Regions from separate parts of the Homo sapiens genome. Here regions 1 and 2 are each linked to region 3. A link is a loop called in an ENCODE intact Hi-C map of the cell type or tissue named here. Cell type or tissue: CD4-positive, alpha-beta T cell. All regions are shown on one strand.

Region 1 (8,000 bases), 190 kb before region 3:
CGGCCAGCTAACATTATTCTTAATGATGAAGGACTGCTGCTTCTCCCCTAAGATCAGGAAAAGACCAGGATGTTTGCTTTCACCACTTCTATTTGACATTGTACTGGAGATTCTAGACAGGGTAATCAGTCAAGGAAAAGAAACGAAACACATCCAGATTGGAAAGGAAGAAGTAAAACTATCTCTATTTGTAGGTGACATAAACTGGTATATAGAAAATCCTAATGAATCCACTGAAAAGCCATTAGAACAAGTTCTAACAAACAAGTTCAGCAACATTGCAGGGTGCAGATCAATATGCAAAAATCAATTCTATTTCTGTGTGCTAGCCATGAACAATCTGAAAAGGAAATTAAGAAAACAATTCCGGCTGGGCATGGTGGCTCACGCCAGTAATCCTAGCACTTTGGGAGGCTGAGGCGGGTAGATCACGAGGTCAGGAGATGGAGACCATCCTGGCTAACACGGTGAAACCCCGTCTCTACTTAAAATACAAAAAATTAGCCGGGCGTGGTGGTGGGCACCTGTAGTCCCAGCTACTCGGGAGGCTGAGGCAGGAGAATGGCGTGAACCTGGGAGGCAGAGCTTGCCGTGAGCCGAGATCGTACCACTGCACTCCAGCCTGGGCGACAGAGCGTTACTCCATCTCAAAAGAAAAAAAAAGAAAAGAAAAGAAAACAATTCCATTTAAAATAGCATCAAAAGGAATAAAATACTTAAAAATAAGTTTAATAAAAAATGTGCAAAGCTTGTTCTCTAAAAACCACAAAACACTATTGAAAGAAATTAAAGAAGACCTAAATAAATGGTAAGATATCCCATGTTCATGGATTAGAATTCTTACCATTGTTAAGATGACAATACTCCCCAAATTAATCTACACCTTCAATGCGATTGCTGTTAAAATCTCAGCTGCCTTTTTTACAGAAATTGACAAGCTGAGTCTAAAATTCATATGGGCTGGGCATGGTCTACAGTTACATGGATAAGTAAGGCATGGTCTACAGTGTCCGTGTGACGGAACATTATTCAGCCACAGAAGGAAGGAAATGCCGACACATTCCGCAACATGGATGGGCCTCAGAGACGCTGTGCCTAGGGAAAGAAGCCAGACACAAAAGGCTACATATTGTGTGATCCTGTCCGTGTAAAATGTCCAGAACAGGCAAATCCACTGAGTGAGGAGATAGATCTGTGGTTGCCTGCAATCGCAGGGGCAGGGAGTGGGGAGTGTGTTTAATGGATGTGGGGTTTCTGGGGGGATGATGAAAATGTTCCAAAATTGATTGCAGTGATGGCTGCGTGGTTCTTTGAATACACTAAAAAATACAAATCACTGAATTGAGCCATTTAAATTGGTGAATGGTCTGGGCGCGGTGGCTCATGCCTGTAATCCCAGCACTTTGGGAGGCTGAGATGGGTGGATCACCTGAGATCAGGCGTTCAAGACCAGCCTGGCCAACATTGCAACACGCTGTCTCTACTAAAAAGGCAAAAATTAGCGCACGCCTGCAATCCCAGCTACTCGGGAGGCTGAGGCAGGATAGTCGCATGAACCCAGGAGGCAGAGGTTGCAGTGAGCCCAGATCGCACCACTGCACTCCAGCCTGGGTGACAGAGGGAGACTCCGTCTCAAAAAAAAAAAAAAAAAAAAAAAAAAAAAAGAAAGATGTACATCTGTCGTTGCCTGAAATTGCAGGGGCAGGGAGTGGGGAGTGTGTTTAATGGATGTGGGTTTTTGGGGGGGATAATGAACATGTTACAAAATTGATTGTGGTGATGGCTGCACAGTTCTGTAAATACACTAAAAAATACACATCACTGAATTGTGCAGTGTGAATTGGTGAATTGTATGATACGTGAATTATATTTTAATAAAGCCGTTAAACATTTTTAACGGAAAGGAGGATGTTACAAACATCACATTTAGCAGAAGACAGCTGGCAGACACAGAGCTAGAGGTGAACTAGTGGTTTGCTCTAGGTGGTGGGACCAGAGGTGATTTTTATTGTCTTTTCATTTGGCTACATTTTTCAAAATTTCTTCAATACCCATACATGTATTTGTCAATTTAGAGCCACATAGCATCACTTTCTCAACTGTCTTTTCAGACACATTGGTCCCACCCTCCTGTCTAAATCTTGGCTATCAGCTCATCCTGCTGCCTCTCCCTCCCCATTCCTGGCTTCTCTCAACAGGAAGAGGAGCAGGGGCCTCTGCGTCAAAGGCCGGCTTTGGGTAAGTCAGGTCACCACTCTGACCCTCAGAATCCTCTTCCCCACTGCGGGAGCTGTACCTTGCTTCCATGACACTCTGTCCCCTGCTTTCCTCCCGCTGCTCTGCTCCTTCTCTCCCGGGGCCTTCCCTTACTGCACCATCCCTCCGTGTCGCCCTCCCCACCCTCTGGCCTGTCTTCTCACTCTGCAAGCCCTCCTTGGGTGTCTGGCTCCTGGGTGGGCAACGCTTACCTCTGTGTGCTGGTGACCTGCAGAGCTTCCAGGACAATGTGTGCAGTGTGGAGCTGACCCCCCTGCCACCCCCAGCAAGGGCCACCTGGGCACTGCCCTTCCCAGGCTTCCCTCCTTGTCCCTCAGTGGGGGCCATCGTGGGGGTCTGAGCACACATGCTCGGCAGATGCTGGATCTGTGCTGGGCTTCTGAGCATCAGAGGCCTCAGTGTGCCCCTCCAGGCTTCCTGGTCACCTCCATTGGGTGCAGCAGGAAGCCCCCGGGCTGGGGCAGGGACAGGAGCTCAGATGGAGACAGGAGGTTCAACAGCTAATGTCCCCACTGTGACAGGCTCTGCTTTCCACCAGTGTGGCTGGGAGCACCTGGTGGTGGGGACACCCAGAGGGGCCTGGGTGGGAGACCCCCGCACCTGCTCCCACCTGCACACTGACCTCCCGCCTGTCTCTATGGGGGACTCTGGCCACCTATGTACAACAGAGGGGGAATTAGACTGTGGCCACCCTCTCCAGAACTGCACCCCGTTCCTTTCTGCAGCAGGACGGGCTGGCCAAGAGCAACCGATTGTCGAGATAAGAGGCCGATAGCTGTCGGGCACGGAGCTGGTGGGCGCCAGGCTGGCGGGGCGTGGGGCAAGCCTCCGGGAAGCGACTGATGAGAGAGCAGCGGGAGGACCAGAGGTGATGACGAAGGCAGGGCGGGAGTGGGACGGGGGCCGCACAACAGAGACCCTAACCTGAGCCCGCTGACCCAGCCGTCTGACCCCTGTCCAGGGACAGGTGGGTGCGGGGTGTGAGCAGAGAGGACGGAGGCAGGTGTGGCTGTGGGCAGGGTGGCTTCTCTAAGGTCCCCCGTGGTAGTGGGGGATCTTTTTGTAGGACGGAGTCATGGGCAGCCTGGGCCAGCCAGGGAGGCCCTGCCAGTGGGGAAGGAGGTGGCTGCTCCTACGGCTGGGCCAGAGGTGTCCCTGATGTCCGTGGATGGTCCTGGCAACCAAGAAAGCGGCTGCTCTTCCTCCTCCACACAGCCACCTTGGTGAGGGAGACGGGGCGGGTCAGGGACGGGGCGGGCGCAGGAAGCCCAGCTCTCAGGCGGTGAAGGGGGCGGGTCCAGGAGGGGGTGTGAGGCTGGCTGGGAGGCCCCGGGAATGCGCGCGACGGCAGGCCGTCTGCCCACCCGTGCCACCTGCCCTCCCCCCACGGGCCCTCGGCCCAGCTCCTGGTGGCCGTGAGCTTGTCCCGCAGCTCGGAGATGCTGCTTAGCGGGGCGCCTCGTCATTGGTCGTGCGCCTGCTCAGTCTGGGGCAGGGGCTGGGACAGCGTCTTTAATCCCCGGTGCCGGTGCGGGGATCAGGGCAACGTGGAGTGAGACAGCGAAGGGATGGCGCCGTGAGCCCTCAGCGCGGGGAGACACACGCCGGGCCGGGGCGCCAGGAGCGGGGGTGGCGGGGAGGGGAGGGAGGGAAGGCTGGTGACGTCAGTGGTTCCAGTTCCGCAGCAGCGGAGGCCGCGGCCGGGGACGTGAGACACCAGCTGACGCCCGGAGCCTCACAACCTCTGCACACACATTCTCCTGAGGGCCGGTGCCTGGAAACAAAGGCCACCCCCGCCGGCCGGAAACTTCTAGGCTGGCAATGGAGATGGGACATCTGGTGACCCCCTCTGTATCCTCCTCTCCCTTGGGGTCCTCCAGGAAGGGCTGCGTGATCAATGACCCACTTTTTTGTTTTGTTTTTGAGATGGCCTCTTGTTCTGTCTCCCAGGCTGGGGTGCAGTGGTGTGACCTAGGTTCACTGCAACCTCCACCTCCCGGGTTCAAGCGATTCTCCTGCCCCAGCCTCCCTCGTAGCTGGGACTGCAGGTGCGTGCCACCGCGCCCGGCTAATTTTTTTTTTTTTTTTTGAGACGGGGCCTCCCTCTGTCGCCCAGGCTGGAGTGCAGTGGCGCTATCTCAGCTCACTGTAAACTCCACCTCCTGGGTTCATGCCATTCTCCTCCCGAGTAGCTGGGACTACAGGTGCCCTCCACCACGCCTGGCTAATTTTTTTTTTTTTTTTTGTATTTTGTTTTTTTAGTAGAGACGGGGTTTCACCGTGTTAGCCAGGTGAAACCCGGCCAGGTCTTGATCTCCTGACCTCGTGATTCGCCCACCTCAGCCTCCCAAAGTGCTGGGATTACAGGCATGAGCCGCCGTGCCAGGCCAATTTTTGTATTTTTAATAAAGTCGGGGTTTCACCATGTTGGCCAGGCTGGTCTTGAACTCCTGACCTCAGGTGATCTGCCTGCCTTGGCCTCCCACAGTGCTGGGATTACAGGCATGAGCCACTGCCCCCAGCCTCAATGACCCACTTGTCCACTGGCCTGCACTTACATCCTCAGGCAGCTGGAGCCGCCTCCTGCAGGAAGCCCTCCCCCTGCCACCCACCCACCCACCCACCCAAAGGCGGGGCTTCCCCTTGGGTTGCCATGGACCTTGTGGCCGGCAGGGCACCCGGTGCACCCAGGTGTGTCTCCCCGCGTGGCCCACAGGCTCTTCTGGGTGGAGCTCAGAAGAGCCTCTGCGCAGCTTTACTGAAGTAAGATTGTACGTATATGATTCGATGAGTTTAGCAAACAAGCCAGCCGTCAGGATGTGCAAGAATTCCTATCGCCCTGGACCCACAGCCACCCCTCTGCCTTCTGTAGCTACAGTTTTGCCTTTTCCATAATATCATAGAAATAGAATCATACAGCACATGGCTTTCTGAGGCCAGATTCTTTCACTTGGCCTAATGTGTTTGAGATTTGCCCACATCTCAGCCACGCTTCCTGGCCCGCTGTGGTCACGGCTGAGTCGCGTTCCCCGTGTGGGTGCACCACAGCCTGTCTGTCCAGTCATCACCCAAGGACAACGGGGTTCTTTCCACTTCTTGGCTGTTACTAATAAAGTGGCTATGAACATTTGCATGCAAGTTGTGTGTGGCCGTAAGTTTTCTTTTTCTTGGGAAAATAGCTGTAAGAGGGATTGTTGGATCGTATGGTAACGGTGTGTCTAATTTTATAAGAAACTGACAGACTGGTTCCCAAAGCATCATTTTGCACTCCCATCTGCAACGTCTGAGAGTTCGAGGTGCTTTGTGTCGTCTAAATTTCCGTCATCATTTTTTTGAGGCAGGGTCTCACTCTGTTGCCCAGGCTGGAGCGTAGTGGCTCTATGGTGGCTCACTGAAGCCTCCATCTCTCCAGTTCAAGCAATTCTCCCACCTCAGCCTCCCAGGGAGCTGGGACTACAAGTGTGGAGTCCTGGTGTGTAGCCATGCCTGGCTATTTTATTTTTATTTTTCATAGAGATAATGTGTTAGGCTGTTCTTGTGTTGCTATAAATACCTGAGACTGGTAGTTTATTTTAAAAAGAGGTTTAATTGGCTTATGGTTCTGCAGGCTGTAAAGGAAGCATGGCATCCGGAAGCTTCCAATAACGGTGGAAGGCAAAGGGGGAGCAGGGGTCTCACACGGCAGAAGTGGGAGCAAGAGAGAGTGGGAGGGGAGGCTCCCACTTAACCAGATCTCACGAATACTCACCATTGCAAGGACAGCACCAAGCCCCGAGGAATCCACCCCATGACCAAAACATCTCCCAGCAGGCCCCATCTCCAACACTGAAGATTCCATTTCAACATATGTCTGGGCGGGGACAAATACCCAAACTATATCAGATGGAGTCTTGCTATGCTGCCCAGGCTGGTCTCAAATTCCTGGGCTCAAGCTATCCTCCCACCTTGGCCTTCCAAAGTGCTGGCAGTACAAGCATGAGCCACTGCACCTGGCAGCTTGTCAATTTCTAAAAAAAAAAAAAAAAAAAAAGAGAAAATTTAAAAAATCAAATTAAAATTAAATCGATTACTTGGGCCTTGTTAAGTCTCACTTAATATACTGAGAGATGTATAATCGTTTTTTGTGTACAGATCTCATGCAAATTCTGATAAATTTACCCCTAGTATTTCGTGGTTTTTAAATTCTCTTTGTAAGTGGTACTGTTTTCATAATTTCAACTTCTAATTGATGGTTAGCACACAAATAGAATTGACCTTTTTTTGGCTTTGTACCCTGTGGCTTTGGTAAACTTACTTATTCGTTTTAGTACCAGTTTGTAGCTTAGAATTTTCTGCAGACAATAATGTTATCTTCTTGTTTTACTTTCTGACATGGAGTTTTGCTCTTGTTGCCCAGGCTGGAGTGCAATGGCATGATCTCGGCTCACTGCAAACTCTGCCTCGTGGGTTCAAGCGATTCTCCTGCCTGAGCCTCCTGAGTAGCTGGGATTACAGGTGCCCATCACCAAACCCAGCTAATTTTTGTATTTTTAGTAGAGACAGGGTTTCACCAGGTTGGCCAGGCTGGTCTCGAACTCCTGACCTCAGGTGATCTGCCCGCCTCAGCCTCCCAAAGTGCTGGGATTACAGACGTGAGCCACCGTGCCCGGCCATTAATGTTATCTTCTAATAAAGATCACCTAAAATTTCCTTTTTGGCTGGGCACGGTGGCTCACGCCTGTAATCCCAGCACTTTGGGAGGCCGAGGCGGGTGGATCATGAGGTCAGGAGATCGAGACCATCCTGGCTAACACGGTGAAACCCCGCCTCTACTAAAAATAAAAAAAAATTAGCCGGGCGTGGTGGCGGGCACCTGTAGTCCCAGCTACTTGGGAGGCTGAGGCAGGAGAATGACGTGAACCCGGGAGGCGGAGCTTGCAGTCAGCCGAGATCGGGCCATTGCACTCCAGCCTGGGCGACAGAGCAAGACTCCATCTCAAAAAAAAAAAAAAAATAATAATAATAATAAAAAATTTCCTTTTCAACTGGTACAAATTTTGTCTTCCTTGCCTCATTACTTCGGCATGTACTCTGGCACGACACTGAAATAAATGATGATGATGGACAACCTTGCCCCATCCCTGACCCAAGGAAAAGCTTTCAGTTTCTCACCACTAAGCCTGACATTAGCTGTGGGTTTTTGTAGTTTCCCTTTGTTGGGTTGGGAGTGCAGGAGCAGAATAGATTCGAATCTTCTCCTCCTGGTTTACTGAGAGCCTTTGTCGTGAATGAGTGCTGAATTTTGTTGAATGCTTTCCTTGCATCTGTGGAAATGACCGTGTGGTTTTTCTGTGTTGGTCTGCTAATAGTGAATGACAATTGATTTTGAAATGTTAAACTAACTTTGCATTCCCGGGTACGCTCCACAAGGTCATATGTGTTCTCTTTATATATTGCTGGAATTGATTTGATGTTTTGTTAAGGGATTTTTGTGTCTAGGCTCCTGAGTGGACTTTAATTTTCTTGTCATGTCCTTGCATGGTTTTGGCACCAGGGTGATGACAGTTTCACAGAGGAGCTGGGACATGGCCCGTCTTCCTCTGTGTCCTGGAAGTGTCTGTGTAGCGGGGTGCTTTTCCTCCATTAGTGTTTGGTGGGCTCCACTGGTGAGTCTTGGCCTGGACGTCTTTGTGAGACTGGGCCCTTTCCTAACTCCGGCAACAGACCTTCGTGCTCGAGAGCCC
Region 2 (8,000 bases), 370 kb before region 3:
AGTCTCTGCAGACACAGCCCACTATCAAGTGTGGCTGAGGCCCGAGGTCGGCCCCAGGTCCCGGAAATATGGACATCTACACCCTGGCCTGCCTGGCTCCGGGGGGCTCCGGGGGACTTTGCCTCTCCTGGCACCACAGCACAGCCAGGCCTGGATCCCACGGCTCTGTCCTGAGCCGGCTGAGTATGTGGCCCTGCAGAGTGTGTGGCCTTGTTGGGCACCCCATCCAAGGGGGTGCAGCGTGGGGCTCTGCTCTAGGGATGGGGACCCTGGGCTGTGGCCTCTGCACCAAGAGGTGCCACCACGAGTCACCCCAGGGGTGCAACTCGGCCTGGTAGGAAGCGGCCTGGAGGGGGATGTCTGGGAAGTTGGGGGCAGCAAGCCAGTGGGGAGGCAGGGGCGGGTCTCCCCAGGGCCCAAGCTCATGAGTGTCTGCTGCCCTGGCTCTCCCCAGCCCGGCGCCGTGGTCTCCTCGAGCCTGTGCGAAACCTGCAGGTGTGAGCTGCCGGGTGGCCCCCCATCGGACGCGTTTGTGGTCAGCTGTGAGACCCAGATCTGCAACACACACTGCCCTGTGGTGAGCGCTCCCACCCTGCCCCGACCCTGCCCTGGCTCTTGGGGGGCAGCGGTCGCCTGGATTCCAGCCACATGTCCATCCCTCCCGCAGGGCTTCGAGTACCAGGAGCAGAGCGGGCAGTGCTGTGGCACCTGTGTGCAGGTCGCCTGTGTCACCAACACCAGCAAGAGCCCCGCCCACCTCTTCTACGTGAGTAGTGGCTGCCACAAAGAGGAAGGGCAGGGTCTGGGAGCACTGGGGCATGTGGGGACCTGTCGTTGCCAGGCATGCGTCTGGCAGAGGCTGGGGACTCTCTGGAAGCCCACGGGCTGGGGTGCAGACAGAGGGACAGACGGAGGGAGGGTCACTCACCCCGGGGCCTGGCCTCCCTCCAGCCCGGCGAGACCTGGTCAGACGCAGGGAACCACTGTGTGACCCACCAGTGTGAGAAGCACCAGGATGGGCTCGTGGTGGTCACCACGAAGAAGGCGTGCCCCCCGCTCAGCTGTTCTCTGGTGAGGTCCAGGATCCCCGCTCCAGCCAAGGGGGGCTTCACCCCTAGATGGGTTTGGGGGGCTGTGATCATCCCTGCAGCGCCAGCAGACACCCCCTCCTGCTTGGGGCTGTCCACTCCTGAGCCTGGCCCCATGTCCCCATCCCTCACTTCTGTGGGGGCCGCCGAGCGCCTCGGCACTGAGGGCGCCCCTCTGTCGGCACAGGACGAGGCCCGCATGAGCAAGGACGGCTGCTGCCGCTTCTGCCCGCCGCCCCCGCCCCCGTACCAGAACCGTGAGTACCCAGCCTGCTGGGCGGGGCGGGCTCCACCCTCAGAGGTCTAGGAGCAGCTGGGCTGGTCCTAAACCCTGTGTTCCTCTCCAGAGTCGACCTGTGCTGTGTACCATAGGAGCCTGATCATCCAGCAGCAGGGCTGCAGCTCCTCGGAGCCCGTGCGCCTGGCTTACTGCCGGGGGAACTGTGGGGACAGCTCTTCCATGTACGTGCCTGGGCAGCAGGCAGGGAGACGCGATTGGCTGTGGGGTGCAGTCAGGGCCCCCAGGGCTCTAGGTGCCAGATAGACGAGGGGCAGGACCATGAGGGGCCAGGCAAAGGGCTCTGAGGGTGAGGCGGGAAAGGGGTCCTGAGATGGCAAGGGTGGGGCTGGGGTAACTACATCCCCAGAGCCTGTGTCGGCATCACGCTCTCCTGTTTACTGAGCTCCGCCAGGAACTTGCCGCAGCCGCCCCGAGTCTCCCTCCCTCCCATCAGCACGGAGCCGGGGTCGGCCCTGGTGGGACTGTTGGCGCCTGGGGAACTGGCAAAGGAGAGCTGGTTGTCAGACACTGGCAGCATGCCTCCAGGAGCAGGGAACACGATGAGGCCGCCCAGAGCTCGGCACGGCGCCGGCTTACGGCAGGAGGCTGGGGTGGCGCAGCAGCTGGTGCTGAGCAGCCCCTGCCCACAGGTACTCGCTCGAGGGCAACACGGTGGAGCACAGGTGCCAGTGCTGCCAGGAGCTGCGGACCTCGCTGAGGAATGTGACCCTGCACTGCACCGACGGCTCCAGCCGGGCCTTCAGCTACACCGAGGTGGAAGAGTGCGGCTGCATGGGCCGGCGGTGCCCTGCGCCGGGCGACACCCAGCACTCGGAGGAGGCGGAACCCGAGCCCAGCCAGGAGGCAGAGAGTGGGAGCTGGGAGAGAGGCGTCCCAGTGTCCCCCATGCACTGACCAGCACTGCCGCCCTCCTGACCTCCAAGGAGAACCTCCCATATGTCCTCTGAGCTCGGCTTCCAAGGCCAGTGGAACTTGTGCCCCTGTCCAGGCGGCTGCAGCTTTGAACACACTGTCCACGCCCGCTTTCTTGTGGAGGGTGTGGGCTATGGGTCACCTGCTGCCTGGAGGAGGGGCCCTTACCCACCCCGCCTGCAGCCACCTCTCAGGACCAGCCCCGGGGCTGGCCGAGCTCCTCTGGCCATGCATCCAGCCTGCTGTTCTGGGGACGTGAGCATCACCTGAGGGTCTCAGGAATGACGCTTGGACATGGTGATCAGCTGCCTGGTGGCTGCAGGAGGAAGAACCTCACTCCTACCTCAGCCCTCAGCCTGCGCTCCCCTCCTCAGTACACGGCCAATCTGTTGCATAAATACACTTGAGCATTTTGCAATTTGTGGACTGTGCATTTTTTGAGATTGTTCATAAAATCCAGGAATAGGGTGGGGGCAAACCCGGGCCCTGTGGGGTGCACACCTCAGGCCAGCCACCCAGTACTGGGCAGCCCTGCTGCTTCTGTGGGCTGGCTGGGACAGTGTCTCTCTGCTCAGAGAGGAGAGGCCAGAGCTTGGATCTGCCCCAAGAAGAGACCACCACCCTGCAGAGGTCTTTGAGGGCTTGGCTGCAGTCTAGAGTCCAGGATGCATCTGTTCAGAACACAGAGAGTGAGTGAATGAGAGTGAGAGAATGAATGAGTGAATAAATGGGTGAGTGAATAAGTGAGTGCATGAGTGAGTGAATGAATAAGTGAATGTGTGAGTGAGTGCATGTGAGTGAGTGAATGTGAGTGAATGAATGTGAGTGAATAAGTGAGTGACTGAGTGAATGAGTGAATGAATGAGTGAATGAGTGAGCAAATAAGTGAATGAGTGAGTGAATAAGTGAATGCATGAGTGAATGAATAAGTGAATGTGTGAGTGAATGAGTGCATGTGAGTGAATAAGTGAGTGCATGAGTGAGTGAATAAGTGAATGTGTGAGTGAATGAGTGCATGTGAGTGAATAAGTATGTGAGTGAGAGATTGAGTGAATGAGTGAATGAATGAGTGAATGAGTGAGCAAGTGAGTGAATAAATGAATGAGTAAATGAGTGGGTGAATGAACAAGTGAATGAGTGAATGAGTGAATGAGTGAGCAAATGAGTGAGTGAATAAATGAATGAGTAAATGAGTGGGTGAATGAACAAGTGAATGAGTGAGTGAGCGAATGGGTAAGTGAATGAGCGAATGAGTGAGAGAATGAGTGAATGAGTGAATAAGTGAATGAGTGAATGAGTGAGTGAATGAGTGAATGAGCGAGTGAATGAGTGAGTGAATAAGTGAATGAGTGAGTGAATGAGTGAATGAGTGATGAATGAATGCGTGAGGGAGGGAGTCAGCAGGGAATGGGACCAGCCCAGGCATCCAGGGCACCTCATGGCCCAGGCAAGGGCCTCTGACATGGGAGGGCTGCCCCTGGTGATGGAGGCGTTCTGGGATGGGGGGTTCCAGCTCTGTGCAGCTCCTAGACTCGCCGTTACTGGGGCTGAGCTTGGGCTGTGCACACTCCTGAGTGTATCTGCAGGCAAGCGGGAGGTCGGCAACCCCACGGAGCGTCTGCTGGATGCTCTGCAGAGGGTGGGCTGGGCCCTGGAAGCTTGTCACTCTCTTAGTCCTCTCTGACCACCGCCACCCCTCCCCGGAGCCTCCATGTTCCTGATGCCCAGTGTTCTCCTCTTGGAGGGCTCCAGGGAGTCTGCAGATTCCCTTGGACACACCGGCCTCGGGCTGGGCCCTGCCTCAGCCACATAGCAGCACCAGTAGAGTGGGCGGCACTGACCCGGCATCCCAGGAGTGGGCAGAGGGGTCTGGAGGAGCCCAGGCTGAGCCGGGTGGGGCTGGGGAGCCCACTGCCTAGACAGGGCCAGCGCAGGGCGGGGGAAAGACAGGGAGGGCTGTGGTCGGCCCTGGCCAGGCCTGTGGCCCACACAGGAAGGCCCAGGAACATCTGGAGCCCCCCACGCCTGATGGTGGGACAGGTGGGTGGGAAGCTGCGCCCAGAGTGGAGGCGGTGACGTGGCAGGCACCAGCTCCCTGGTGACTTTCTGGGGCTCAGGGTCCTGCCCGGGCCTCCCACAGCTTCAGGTGGCCCCAGTGTCCCTCTGGGCCAGAGAGGGTCTCAGGGACCTGTGTACCCTGGGCGTGGTGTGGAGTAGCTGAGGGGCCGGCAGGGGGATTCTCCATCAGCAAGGTGGACGTAGGGGCCCAGCCTCATGTGCCTGTCTGGGTGGGCGCTTTTCCCAGCCCTCCTGGACTTCGGCCGCGCCCATTGCTCCAACCTCCCCCAGCCTCCTTTTCAGGTGCCAGGCCCGGCGGGGTGGGGTCTGGGGAACCGACCTTCCATTCTCAGGCGTGCAGCCGCGCTCCCTGCAGCTGCCACGAGGTGGCAGCACAGTCAGGCCCGGCACCCGTCGGCTCAGGCCTGGGCTCCAGGCACCGCAGAGCCAGGGGAGTCCCGGGTCTCAGCCCACATCCCTCACGGCCTGCCCATGGCCCTGGGAGGCTGAGGACACCCCTCACGGCTTACAGGCACATGGCAGCCTGGAGGGCTTGGGCTGGGCCGGAGGGCCGCGGCCCCTCCCGCTACTGTGTGCCTGGCCCTGTGAGGAGGCCCGGCCAGTCCCAGAGTCCCTCTTGCCCTCAAGCCACGTCTGCAGGCACTGGGAGGTCAGAAGGCAAGGCCGGCCCAGTCCCTGCACCAGGATTTTTGACCCAATGGCAGGCAGTGAGGCCTCCGTGGCTCCAGCGTTGGCTCACATCTGGGGGTTGCTTTGACAGGTCTCAGGGCTGGGGTGCCCAGGACCCCCCAGGTCCAGTTCTCCAACTGCCTGCCCACCCTGGCCCACTGTGTGCTCCCAGACACCTGGGCAGTGGGGCTGCCTCCGAGCCTGACTGCTGGGGTGAGCAGGTGGGGCAGAGGAGGCTCCCCAGCCTCGACCCATGTCCTCTTGGCGGCCAGGCGGAAGCACAGCCCGGGAACTCCCGCTCTAAGACCCGTCGGCTCCAGCGCTCTGCTGACCACCTGACCTCACAGCCGCAGGGCACCCTAACCAGCACCAGTGTGCCCGGGGTGGATCAGGTATCCTAGAAAGCTGCCAATTCCTCTCAGGGTAGGGTGGGAACGGCTGACTAATCCCCCACCCCCTGGGGTGAGCTTGGCCCCACGGCCTCCTGCCCGGCGCTCCCTGCCTGGAACACGGCAGAGTGGCCGGAGGTAACCAGATAGCAGGTCCCTGGGAGGGAGCAGCCGCCTCCCGGCTGCCCACCTGGGTCGCCACAGCCCCTGGCCCCGGTTATGCAAGTCGCCATTCCGGAAAGAGCCACAGAGATGGGTGTGGCCCCAAACACCTTGGCGGCTGCCAGCCTGCCCCTGCTCCCCACTCCTCCTGGACGTGAGCGGGAAGAGGCCAGGGCTGGCCTGGGTGGCCCCTGCCCCACCCCCCACACTCCCGTGCCAGGAGGCTGCCTGGAGTATGGCCTTGGCGGAGGCGTCACGTCGAGGCTGGACACTCATGATTCTAGGACCCCTCCAGGAGCCAAAACTTCCCCCAGGCTGATGGAGAAGGGGTGTCCCACCATGTGCCCAGGGAGTCCATATTGGGGCCCATACTGGGGCCAGGTCCCAGATAAGGGGACCTGGGAGGCTCCTGGCCATGGGGAGCAAGATGGACAGAGACGCAGGGCTCAGGGGTCTGTGACCATGGAGGGTGGGCTGTGCTCTCAGCCCCCTCCCAGCTCTCCCCAGCATGGCAGCACCCAGGGCTCCTGAGGAGCTGGGTCCCCGCAGTCGGCCACATCTTGGGGTGTGCACAGGCAGCAGCTCCGAGCTCTGGGCAGCAGGGTGGGTCCCCATGGTTGGCCACATCTTGGGGTGTCCCCAGCAGCAGCTCTGAGCTCCCGGGCAGCAGGGTGGGTCCCCGCGATTGGCCACGTCTTGGGGTGTGCACAGGCAGCAGCTCTGAGCTCCTGGGCAGCAGGATGGGTCCCCGTGATCGGCCACATCTTGGGGTGTCCCCAGCAGCAGCTCTGAGCTCCCGGGCAGCAGGGTAGGTCCCCGCGGTCGGCCACGTCTTGGGGTATCCCCGGCAGCAGCTCTGAGCTCCTGGGCAGCAGGATGGGTCCCCGCGATCGGCCACGTCTTGGGGTGTCCCTGGCAGCAGCTCTGAGCTCCGGGCAGCAGGGTGACTTCTTGGAGCAACCAGAGATCCAGGGCAGCTGCCTGGCCCAGGTGCAGAGAGATGGATGCTGCGGTGGCATGGATGCCAGCTGAAGCCCTGGGAGCAGAGAGACCTGAGGATGATTTTAAGGAGGCTGGGGCCAGTGTAGGGAAGCAGGGCAGCTGCCCGGGGCTGGCCACTCACCCTGGGCACAGCTCCTGCCCCCAGGTGTGCCTGTATTCAGGACGGGCACCGACTGTGTGCTCGAATGTCCCTAGGCAGGACCCGGAACGTGTTTGACTGAGGGACAGCCTCGTGGGGGACAAAAGACTGCAGAAGAGGTGACCACCTATGTAGAGAACCCGACTGAACCAACAGAGGAGCCATGGGTGCTGACGGGACAGCCCCACAGAGCCTTGGCTAGAGCGGCCCAAAGTCAGCGTGGTTCTTCCACACCCTGGACCACCACCGGAAAACGACCACGTCTCTGGCTGTGTGAAGCTGCGTAGTGAATGTCCATGTCTCCAGCAGCAGGCTGGAGGGATGCAGAGGAGGACTCAGAGACGGAAGGGGCATTGCACACACAGGCGTGGCTCCCCCAGGCCGATGGCAGCTGGTGAGAGCTTTGGAGGAAGTTGGCAAACTCGTAGAATCTACCCGGACTGAAAAAGGTCCTCAAATATCCAGGTGGATTTTGAAAGGCACGAGCAAAGAGTGCAGTGCCCTGCCACCCAGGAGGGCTCCCCAGCAATCATCGCAGGGAAAGCGCCCCTCCCCCTGGGCCACAGTGGCTTCCAGCAGCCGTGCTGTGTGGGCCGCCCCACGCAGGCCAAAGGGACCCACTGAGGGCCCGGTGAGGTGCCCGTGTCCCTGGGGCCTCGCCGTGTTGCAGGAGCAGTGCGCAGGGCTGTCGGCTCCTGAGCATCTGCTGGAAGGCCTGCAAGGTTTGGTCGCTGAGTGCTCACAGCTCAGAGCCCAGGGGTGGAGCCTGGCCCTCACAGTGAGCAGAGCAGACGAGATCACCGGGTGGAAGGAACCCCAAACTGGAGCTACAGGGCAAAATAAGCAGAAAAGGAGAATTCAAGATATTGGGGCTAGAACTGTGGGGGTGCTGACCAGAGCCTGCGGGAGCCTGGGGTGCGTGTGGGGTTGGGGGTGGCGGGACAGAGAGCCCCGCTGGGAGCAGGGCTGCAAGAGAGCCCCCAGCCAGGGTGGCTGGACCAAGGTGGGCCAGGAGGGGTGGATACAGAGGTGGCCAGGCCAGGCCGAGTGCGGCGGGCTTTGGAGGTCCCAGTAGAGGCACCTCGAAGTCTGCCTCAAATCCTGCTGCTTCTCACTCACCCTGGGGCTTTCTCAATGCTCATAAAACCCACCTGGAGGTCACACACAGGCTGCTGTATTTTTACAGAATAGAATAAAAAATAAAACCCCAGAGGGTGACGGTGACAAAGTATGTGCATCCTGGGCGCTGGAGAAAGACA
Region 3 (8,000 bases):
AGAAGGGCGGCAACGCGGCGGGCGGGCGTGGGCTGGGCCCGGGTCCGCCGGGCGTTGCGGGGGGCGGGGAAGGGGCCTCCCTGTCCCTGGCGTCCTGGACGGCCGTGGCCGCTCATTCCGGGGCCGCCTCCTCCTCCCGGGCGCCCACCGGGTGCCGCTGCCCCAGCGCCCCCGACGCGGCGCCCTCCGCCCCCCGGCCCGGGCCGGTGAACCCCATCCCCGGCGCCCGCCCCCGCCCCGCCGGCGCCTCCGCTCACCTCGCTCGCGCTCGCCTCGGGGGCGCTCCGGGGACCCGCGCCGCGCTCAGGGCGCCCGCTCGGCCGCGCCGTCCATGGGCCCGGCGGGGGCCCGCGCAGCCGGGGCAGGGGCCGGGGGAGCGCGCGGGCCGCGTCGCCGTCGCCGCCGTCGCCGCCGCCAACGCCGCGGGGAGCGCTCGCTCGGGCCGGGGCGCGCGCACTGCGGGCGGGCACGCGCGCTCGCGGCGCGCATCCCAGCCCCGCGGCTCGGCGGGCGCGGCCGGGAGGTTCCGGCGCGGCTCGGGCTCGGGCTCGGGCTCGGGCTCGGGCGTCCGGCGTCCGGCGGGGCGTCGTGGGGGGAGCCGGCTCGGCCGCCGCGCTCGGCCGCGAGTGACAGGCCCGGGGCGGAGGGCGGGGCCGCCGGCGGGGATGAGGTCATGCCGAGCGAAAAAAGCCCCTGACGTCACCTGCAGCCAATCAGCGCGCGCGGCTCGGGGGCAGGTGACGTCAGCGGAGCCCGGGCTCGGGGTGAAGCTGAGGCGGCTGCCGCGGGGGGGGGGCGGGGTGCAGGGTGCGGGTGGGTCGCGCCGCCGCCGCCTTCCGCCCTCACCCCGGGACCGGCTCTTAAAGGGACCACGCGGCGTCCGGGACCCCGCCTCCAGGAAGCCCTCCCGGCCCCGGGCCCCGCGTCACCCAGGCCCCCCGTCACCCGGGCCCCCGGCCGCGTCGCACAGACCCCGGACGGTCCAGCTGAGCGGCTCCGGGCGCGAAGTCCTCCCCCCGACCCGGACAGGCGCCGGCGCCGCTCCCCCCTTCTCCTGGCCTTTGTTGGCGCTGGGCCGCCGCCGGGGAGCCCTCCCCAGACCCAGGCGCGGCGTTTTACCTGCAGCGGCTGTGCTCGCCCCGCCGCGACCCCCGCAGGACGGAGCCGGATCCCCCTGCACTCGGGCGGACCTGGGACCCTCAGAGGCGAGCCGGCTGCCTCGGGTCACACATCCGCGAACTCCGGGGGCGGGCTCCCCAGGACGCCGCCGACCCCCCACGACCCCCAGCCCTCCCGCTTCCGTGGAAAGCCGCCCCGACGACCCCTGTGCGGGCTGTTGAGGGGCCGCACCCCGCCGACCGCTGTGGGAACACCTCCGCGCGTGCGGCGGGGACGCGGCGAGTCCGGGGCAGGAAGAACGCACGGGTAATTGCACCTTCGGCAGGTGTTGGGCGGGAGCAAGGGGGTCAGACTCGCGCTGCAGGGGGAGGGCGGGGGAGGCCTCGCTGTCCTGGAGGAAGGGGACAAAGACCCCTGCCCAGGAGCCTGGGAGCCTTTGAAAGTAATGATTTTTTGGCGGGGGGGGGTTGTCACGAGACACCCTAGACATTTCTAAAAGGCCCCCTCCCCGCTGCCGGGTGGAGAGGGAGCGTGGGGGGATCCGCCTTCTGCCCCCGAGCCCCCAGCCAGCCTGGGCCCCCCAGGGTCACCCTGGGGCTCTGAAGGGGGCTTCGGCCGCTGGTTGAATGAAGGGCCACAGAAAATGAAGCTGGCGCAACGACCGCAGAACCCTCAGTGGGCACCAGGACCACGGAGCTCAGGGTGCCAATGGTGATGGCTGGGGGTGGGGAGTACTGTGGGCAGCAGGGGATGCTGAGCGGGGTTTGGGGCTCCCCCTTTCCATACTCAGTCTTCCTGCCAGCCTCAGAGCTGAGTACACCGTTGGCGATTAATAAGCGCTTGCAGCTCCCTTCCCTGGCCAGCCTGAGGGGAGCGGCAGTGGCCCGTATGGGGTGGGGGTGGCGGTGGAGTGCGTCCTGGCGCAGAGCTGGCACACAGCACAAACAAACGCCTTGGCGGGAGTGGGTCTGTCCCGGAAGGGAGCCCAGGGGTTATTGGGGTTGGGGCTGCGCCCCAAAGCGGGAGGGCCCTGCGAGAAGGGAGGCCCTGGCTGGAGGGGGACCCTGAGACTGGAGGTGCCGGACCCGGATGCGGGGCCAGGTGAGTAGGGCTGCCTGCTGCAGCCTTGCTGGGTTTGAAAAGTGGGGGAGGCTTGGCCCTGGGAGGGGGCAGGAGGATTCAGGCTGAGACCCGGAGGGGGCGAAGGAGGTCCTTGAGGAGGCAGTCACAGGCCTGAAAGGACCTGGGACCCGCAGGCATGGGAGCTGTTAGCCGTTAGATAGAGGGGCTGTCGCCTGGGGGGAAGCCTCACCTGGCTTGTTCCCCCTGCCAGGCCTAGGTGAGCCCGATGGGCGTGTCTTCTGCCCAGCTGGGATGTGGCCAGCATCTGCCTGTGGCCTGGGAGTGCCCATTGTCCCCTAAGAGCTCTGGTTATACCCTGGGCAGCTACTGGCCAGGCTGGAGCAGGTGGCAGGCAGCGACCTTTAGTCCCTCCTGGAGGCTCCCAGGGGGCGGTTTGGAGGGGAATACGGCTCCCCTGGAGGGCCTGGGCTGTCCCTGGGGGGCAGAGTGCCCTGGGCGGCGATTGTTATAATCCCCGTAGCCATTTTCATGCAAATAAGCACTGAGAGCGTTAGGTTCTGCCCCTAACCAGGCTGGCGGACTAGGGAGGTGGCACCCTGGGGAGGACGGTGGTTTTTCTGCAGCCCCGCCTTAGTTCCACGTTGCCTTTGCACCCAGCAGAGGCCGGCCTGGGCGGTGGGCTCAGGGGCCTGGGTGCCCGACCAGGTCGGCTCGGCTCAGCTCAGCTCGGCGGCCGCACCGCCTCCCGGCACAGGTGTGGACGGGGGTGGGAGGCGCGACCAGGGAGGGGGCTGCGGTGTCAGTCCCGGCCCGGGCCTGTAGACGCCGCCTCGGGGGTCTCTGGGGCTCGGGAGGACCTTGCGAGGGGCCGGGGAGGCGCCAAGGCCGCGGCGAGGGACGTGCGGGGGTCCAGCAGCCTGGGGCGGGGACGCGCGCTCCGGGCCGTGCAGGTGGGGGTCCGAGCGGGGCCGGCCCGGCGGTTCGCGCGCGCCCTCTGCCGTCCGCAGGCCGTGGCGCAGGCTCGGCCGCCTGAAGCTCCTCTCGCCTCCGGGAGGACGTCCAAGGTCGTTTCTTAAAGCATCCCTATTGCGCAGAAGGAACAGTGGGGTTCACTTTTCTCGCTAATGTGCATATAATCGTTGCAACTAATTATGTGTAGCAAACCTCCATGCCACTATTTCCCCAACTTTTTTAAGTCAAGGCATAGCTAACTCAATACAATGCCCATCCCAGCTGTTCAAGTAGACTTTTTCTCCCGTTATTTCTTTAAAAACCGTATGATTTTTTCTTGTGGTAAAATGCATGCAGGAACATACGGTGTGCCATATTAACTATTTTTAAGTGAATTTGGCAGCATTAAGTACATTCACTTTCTGTGTAACCGTCACCACCACCCATCTCTGGAGCTTTTCGTCTTGGAAAACTGGAACTCTACTCTGTCCTCATTAGACACCAACTTCCCAACCCCCTCCCCAGCCCTTGGCACCCATTATTCAAGTAGATTTTTTTTTTTTTTTGACGGAGTCTCATTCTTGTCGCCCAGGCTGGAGTGGAGTGGTACGATCTCAGCTCACTGCAACCTCCATCTCCTGGGTTCAAGCGATTCTCCTGCCTCAGCCTCCCAAGTAGCTGGGATTACAGGCGGCCACTACCATGCCCAGCTAATTTTGTGTGTTTAGTAGAGATGGGGTTTCACCATGTTGGCCAGGATGGTCTCGAACTCCTGACCTCAGGTGATCCTCCCGTCTTGGCCTCCCAAAGTGCTGGGATTACAGGCGTGAGCCACTGCACCCAGCCAGTAGATGGGTTTTGACAACTGTATATGTAGTTTTATCACCATCAAAATGAGACCTAGAAACTTTATTATCCCAGAAGTTCCCTGGTGCCCTGTCCTCACCCTCTGACCTGTCACCGTGAGTTACTGCTATCTGTTCGTACACTTTATAAAAATGGAAACAATGGAAACAAACAATGAGAGGACTTTTGCCCCTGGCATCTTTCACTCAAGGAAATACTTTTTTTTTTTTCCAGACAGAGTCTCTTTGTTCCCCCAGGTTGGAGTGGAGTGGCGCGATCTCAGCTCGCTGCAACCTCCGACTCCCGGTTTCAAGCGATTCGCCAGCCTCAGCCTCCTGAGTAGCTGGGATTACAGGCGCCCGCCACCACGCCCATCTAAATTTTGTATTTTTTAGTAGAGATTGGGTTTCACCACGTTGGCCAGGCTCGTCTCGAACTCCTGACCTCAGGTGATCTGCCCACCTTGGCCTCCCAAAGTGCTGGGATTACAGGCGTGAACCACCTTGCTTGGCCTTAAGGAAATACTTTTGAGATTCGTCCACATTGCTGCTTTCCCACAACCTGATGATAACGTCTGTGTGGTTCTGTATTTCATGGGTGTATGGCAAGAGTGGAACCAATTCTTTATTTTTTACATATTAGATTATTTTCATATTTGGGCTATAAAAAACTGCAGCAGGCCGGGCACGGTGGCTCATGCCTGTAATCCCAGCACTTTGGGAGGCCGAGGCGGGTGGATCATGAGGTCAGGAGATCGTGACCATCCTGGCTAATGTGATGAAACTCTGTCTCTACTAAAAATCCAAAAAATTAGCTGGGCGTGGTGGCGGGCGCCTGTAGTCCCAGCTACTTGGGAAGCTGAGGCAGGAGAATTGCTTGAACCCGGGAGGCGGAACTTGCAGTGAGCCGAGATCGCACCACTGCACTCCAGCCTGGGTGACAGAGCGAGACTCCATCTCAAACAAAAAACAAAAAAGAAAACAAACAAAAAAACTGCAGCAGACAGCATCCTATTGTATATGCTTAAAAAAAGAGATATGGGATCCCTCTATTTTATCCAGGCTGGACTGAACTCTTCCTGGGCCCAAGTGATCCTCCTGCTTCAGGCTTCCCGTAGCTGAGATTATAGGCACGTGCCACCACACCCAACTCTTACATGTTTGTAACACACTTCTCAGATTATTTTTCTTTCTTCCCTCTCTCTCTTTCTCCATTTCCTTCATTCCTTCCTTCTGTCCTTCTGTCCTTCCTGTCTTCCTTTTCTTTCTTGACAGGATCTCACTCTGTCACCCAGGCCAGAGGGCACTGGTGGAAATATAGCTCACAGCAGTCTCAACCTCCTGAGCTCAAGGGATCCTCCCATCACAGCCTCCTGAGTAGCTGGCACTACAGGCATGTGCCAGCATCTCCAGCTAATTAAAAAAATTTTTTTTGGCCAGGTGTGGTGGTGCGTGCCTGTAATCCTAGCTACTCGGGAGGCTGAGACACCAGAATCGCTTGAACCCAGGATGCGGAGCTTGCAGTGAGCCAAGATCGTGGCACTGTACTCCAGCCTGGGCAACGGAATGAAACTCCATCTCAGAAAAAAAAAATTTTTTTTGTAGAGATGAAGTCTCACTATGTTACCGAGGCTGGTCGCAAATTCCTGGGCTCAAGCAATCCTCCTCTCTTGGCCTTCAGCCTTCCAAAATGCTGGGATTACAGGATTATTTTCTTTCCTAGTTTTTTTTTTTTTTTTTTTGGATGGCATCTCGCTCTGTTGCCCAGGCTGGAGTACACTGGTGCGATCTCAGCTCACTGCAACCTCCACCTCCTGGGTTCAAGCGATTCTCCTGCCTCAGCCTCCTGAGTAGCTGGGATTACAGGCGCCTGCCATCATGCCCTGCTAATTTTTGTAGTTTTAGTAGAGACAGGGTTTCACCATGTTGGCCAGGCTGGTCTCGAACTCCTGACCTCAGGTGATCTGCCCGCCTCGGTCTCCCAAAGTGCTGGGATGACAGGCGTGAGCCACAGCGCCCCCTGCCCCCAACTCCCATGTCCCCAGATATTGCAAAGTTGCCCTGAGTGGAGAATTCTAATAACTTGCCAGCAGGCTAGAAGAACTCCATTTAAAACCCTTGCCAGGGCTGGGCATGGTGGCTAACACCTGTAATCCCAGCACTTTGGGAGGTTGAGGTGGGCGGATCACCTGAGGTCAGGAGCTTGAGACCAGCGTGGCCAACATGGTGAAACCCCATCTCTACTAAAAAATACAAAAATTAGCCGGGTGTGGTGGTGGGCACCTGTAATCCCAGCTGCTTAGGAGGCTGAAGCAGGAGAATCCCTTGAACCCGGGAGGTGGAGGTTGCGGTGAGCTGTGATTGTGCCATTGCACTCTAGCTTGGGCAACAAGGGCAAAACTCTGTCTCAAAATAAAATAAAATAAAACCCTTGCCAACACTTGGGATTTTATGCATTTTGATTATAGCTGCATTACTTGATGGGTTGACTAGGAGGACACTGGAGTGTCTTCTCACACAGACTCCATATTTAGTTTGAAGACGTCCTTCTATATTGCCTTATAATCTTCCCCAGGGAGGCCTTACAGTCTTCCCATTGCGTATATTACTCCTGAGCTTATGATTTCGGTTGCTTTGTGAAAGGTTATAAAAACCACAATTTCTGATGTGTTGTTGCCTGTCATGGGCTGGCTGTCGATCACCCTCTCTGACTTCTCTTACTCCTCCAAGCAGGCCGCCTGTAGGTTCACTTGGATTTCCCAGGTAGATGGCCCTATCATCTATGAATCTGCACTTTCGTTTCTTTCCAAACCTCACATTGCTTGTTTCTTGTCATATTGCATGGGCTGGCATCACCATTATAATGCTAAGTGGACATGGTGATGGTGGGAGTCTTAGCTTCCATTCCCCAGAAAGTAGCCAGATGCAAAGCTCAGTGTACACATTTTCTGGAAGGGAGGAACACACCGAGCCAGGGAGGAGGTGAAGCTGAGGCAAGGCTGCTTCTTACTCAGCTGCTGTGGCTTTTTGGAAGTTGCAGCTCAGCTGGCCACGTCTGCACACCCTCTCCCACGAGACCATACAGCGATGCTCCACCTCAGAATGGTCCACAGGGAGGAGGAAGGGAGAATAGTTTCTCTGCAAGCTCCTTCCTGTCTTCTGCTCTCATAGGTCAGAGTTGCTCTCCCGAGGAATTAAGTTCCCTGCATCTTCAGGTGGTGTTACTGGCCCCTCTTGGCAGCTGCTGGGCAGGCCAGAGTGTCTGAGGGTTTGGGGAAGCTGGCACATTGTGTGGAGTGAGAGAGAGGTTCATTAAAATTCCCAATTATTCCTATACATTCCCAATTATAGTCCCAATTGTATTTGTGGATTTATCTATTTCTTATTTTAGTTTTGTCAATGTTTGCTTTATATGTTTTAAAGCTCAGTTATTTGGCACATAGAAGTTTAGGATTGTTTTCTGTTTGGTTGCATGAACTCTCCTATCATCATGAAATGTTATCTCTTCTAATAATGGTTTTGTTTCAAAGTCCACATTGTCTGATCTTACTATCATTATACTAGGTTTTTGAAAACATTAATGTTTGCCTAATATATCTTTTTTTTTATTCTTTTGCTTTCTATCTTCCTGGATCTTGATATTTAGGGTTTGTTTTTTCTAAACAACATGCATCTTATTTAACTTCTCTCTGTTTTTTTTTCTTTCCTTTTTTTTTTGAGACAGAGTCTCACTCCGTCACCCAGGCTGGAGTGCAATGGTGCAATCTCGAGTCACTGCAGCCTCTGCCTCCCAGATTCAAGCGATTCTTGTGCCTCAGCCTCCCAAGTAGCTGGAATTATAGGCACGGGCCACCACACCTGGCTAATTTTTTGTACTTTTAGTAGAGACGAGGTTTCACCATGTTGGCCAGGCTGGTCTCAAACTCCTGACCTCAAGTGATCAGCCTGCCTTGGCCTCCCAAAGAGCTGGGATTACAGGCATGAGCCACCGTACCTGGCCTA

What was found. Hi-C counts contacts between places; a loop is a spot of excess contacts. Peaks named below come from ENCODE experiments on the same cell type or tissue, not always from the same donor. Only the 100,000 strongest peaks of a DNase experiment are listed, where the experiment ranks them.
Region 1: it touches region 3 in a loop (2.8-fold over the local background); 6 of 110 quality-filtered maps call a loop at or near these places.
Region 2: a loop joins it to region 3, with 22 times the contacts of the local background. A loop is called at or near these places in 45 of 110 quality-filtered maps.

Annotation. Positions count from the first base shown.
Region 1 is chr11:1,379,475-1,387,474 of GRCh38, forward strand. No RefSeq gene overlaps it. Among named protein-coding and RNA genes, the nearest start is that of BRSK2, 6.5 kb to the right of the region's middle. RefSeq lists silencers at 3,524-3,973, 4,669-4,842. In CD4-positive, alpha-beta T cell, no CTCF peak of the experiment used is centred here; DNase peaks (open chromatin) are centred at 3,617 and 3,927; H3K4me3 peaks cover 1,134 bases; H3K27ac peaks cover 995 bases.
Region 2 is chr11:1,198,420-1,206,419 of GRCh38, forward strand. MUC5AC (mucin 5AC, oligomeric mucus/gel-forming) reads left to right here. Exons shown (of 49, transcript NM_001304359.2): 44 at 455-577; 45 at 668-766; 46 at 952-1,071; 47 at 1,276-1,345; 48 at 1,436-1,550; 49 at 2,019-2,719. The coding sequence ends at 2,283. Among named protein-coding and RNA genes, the nearest start is that of MUC5B, 21 kb to the right of the region's middle. RefSeq lists enhancers at 4,008-4,515, 4,516-5,022. In CD4-positive, alpha-beta T cell, a CTCF peak has its summit at 4,730 (motif pointing right); a DNase peak (open chromatin) is centred at 4,752; H3K27me3 peaks cover 341 bases.
Region 3 is chr11:1,571,644-1,579,643 of GRCh38, forward strand. It overlaps DUSP8 (dual specificity phosphatase 8), which reads right to left and starts at 628. Exons shown (of 7, transcript NM_004420.3): 1 at 258-628. KRTAP5-AS1 (KRTAP5-1/KRTAP5-2 antisense RNA 1) reads left to right here and starts at 1,098. Exons shown (of 2, transcript NR_021489.2): 1 at 1,098-1,425. RefSeq lists enhancers at 1-229, 778-1,323. In CD4-positive, alpha-beta T cell, CTCF peaks have their summits at 3,220 (motif pointing left) and 3,421; DNase peaks (open chromatin) are centred at 718, 1,918, 2,788, 3,198 and 1 weaker place; H3K4me3 peaks cover 2,329 bases; H3K27ac peaks cover 1,988 bases.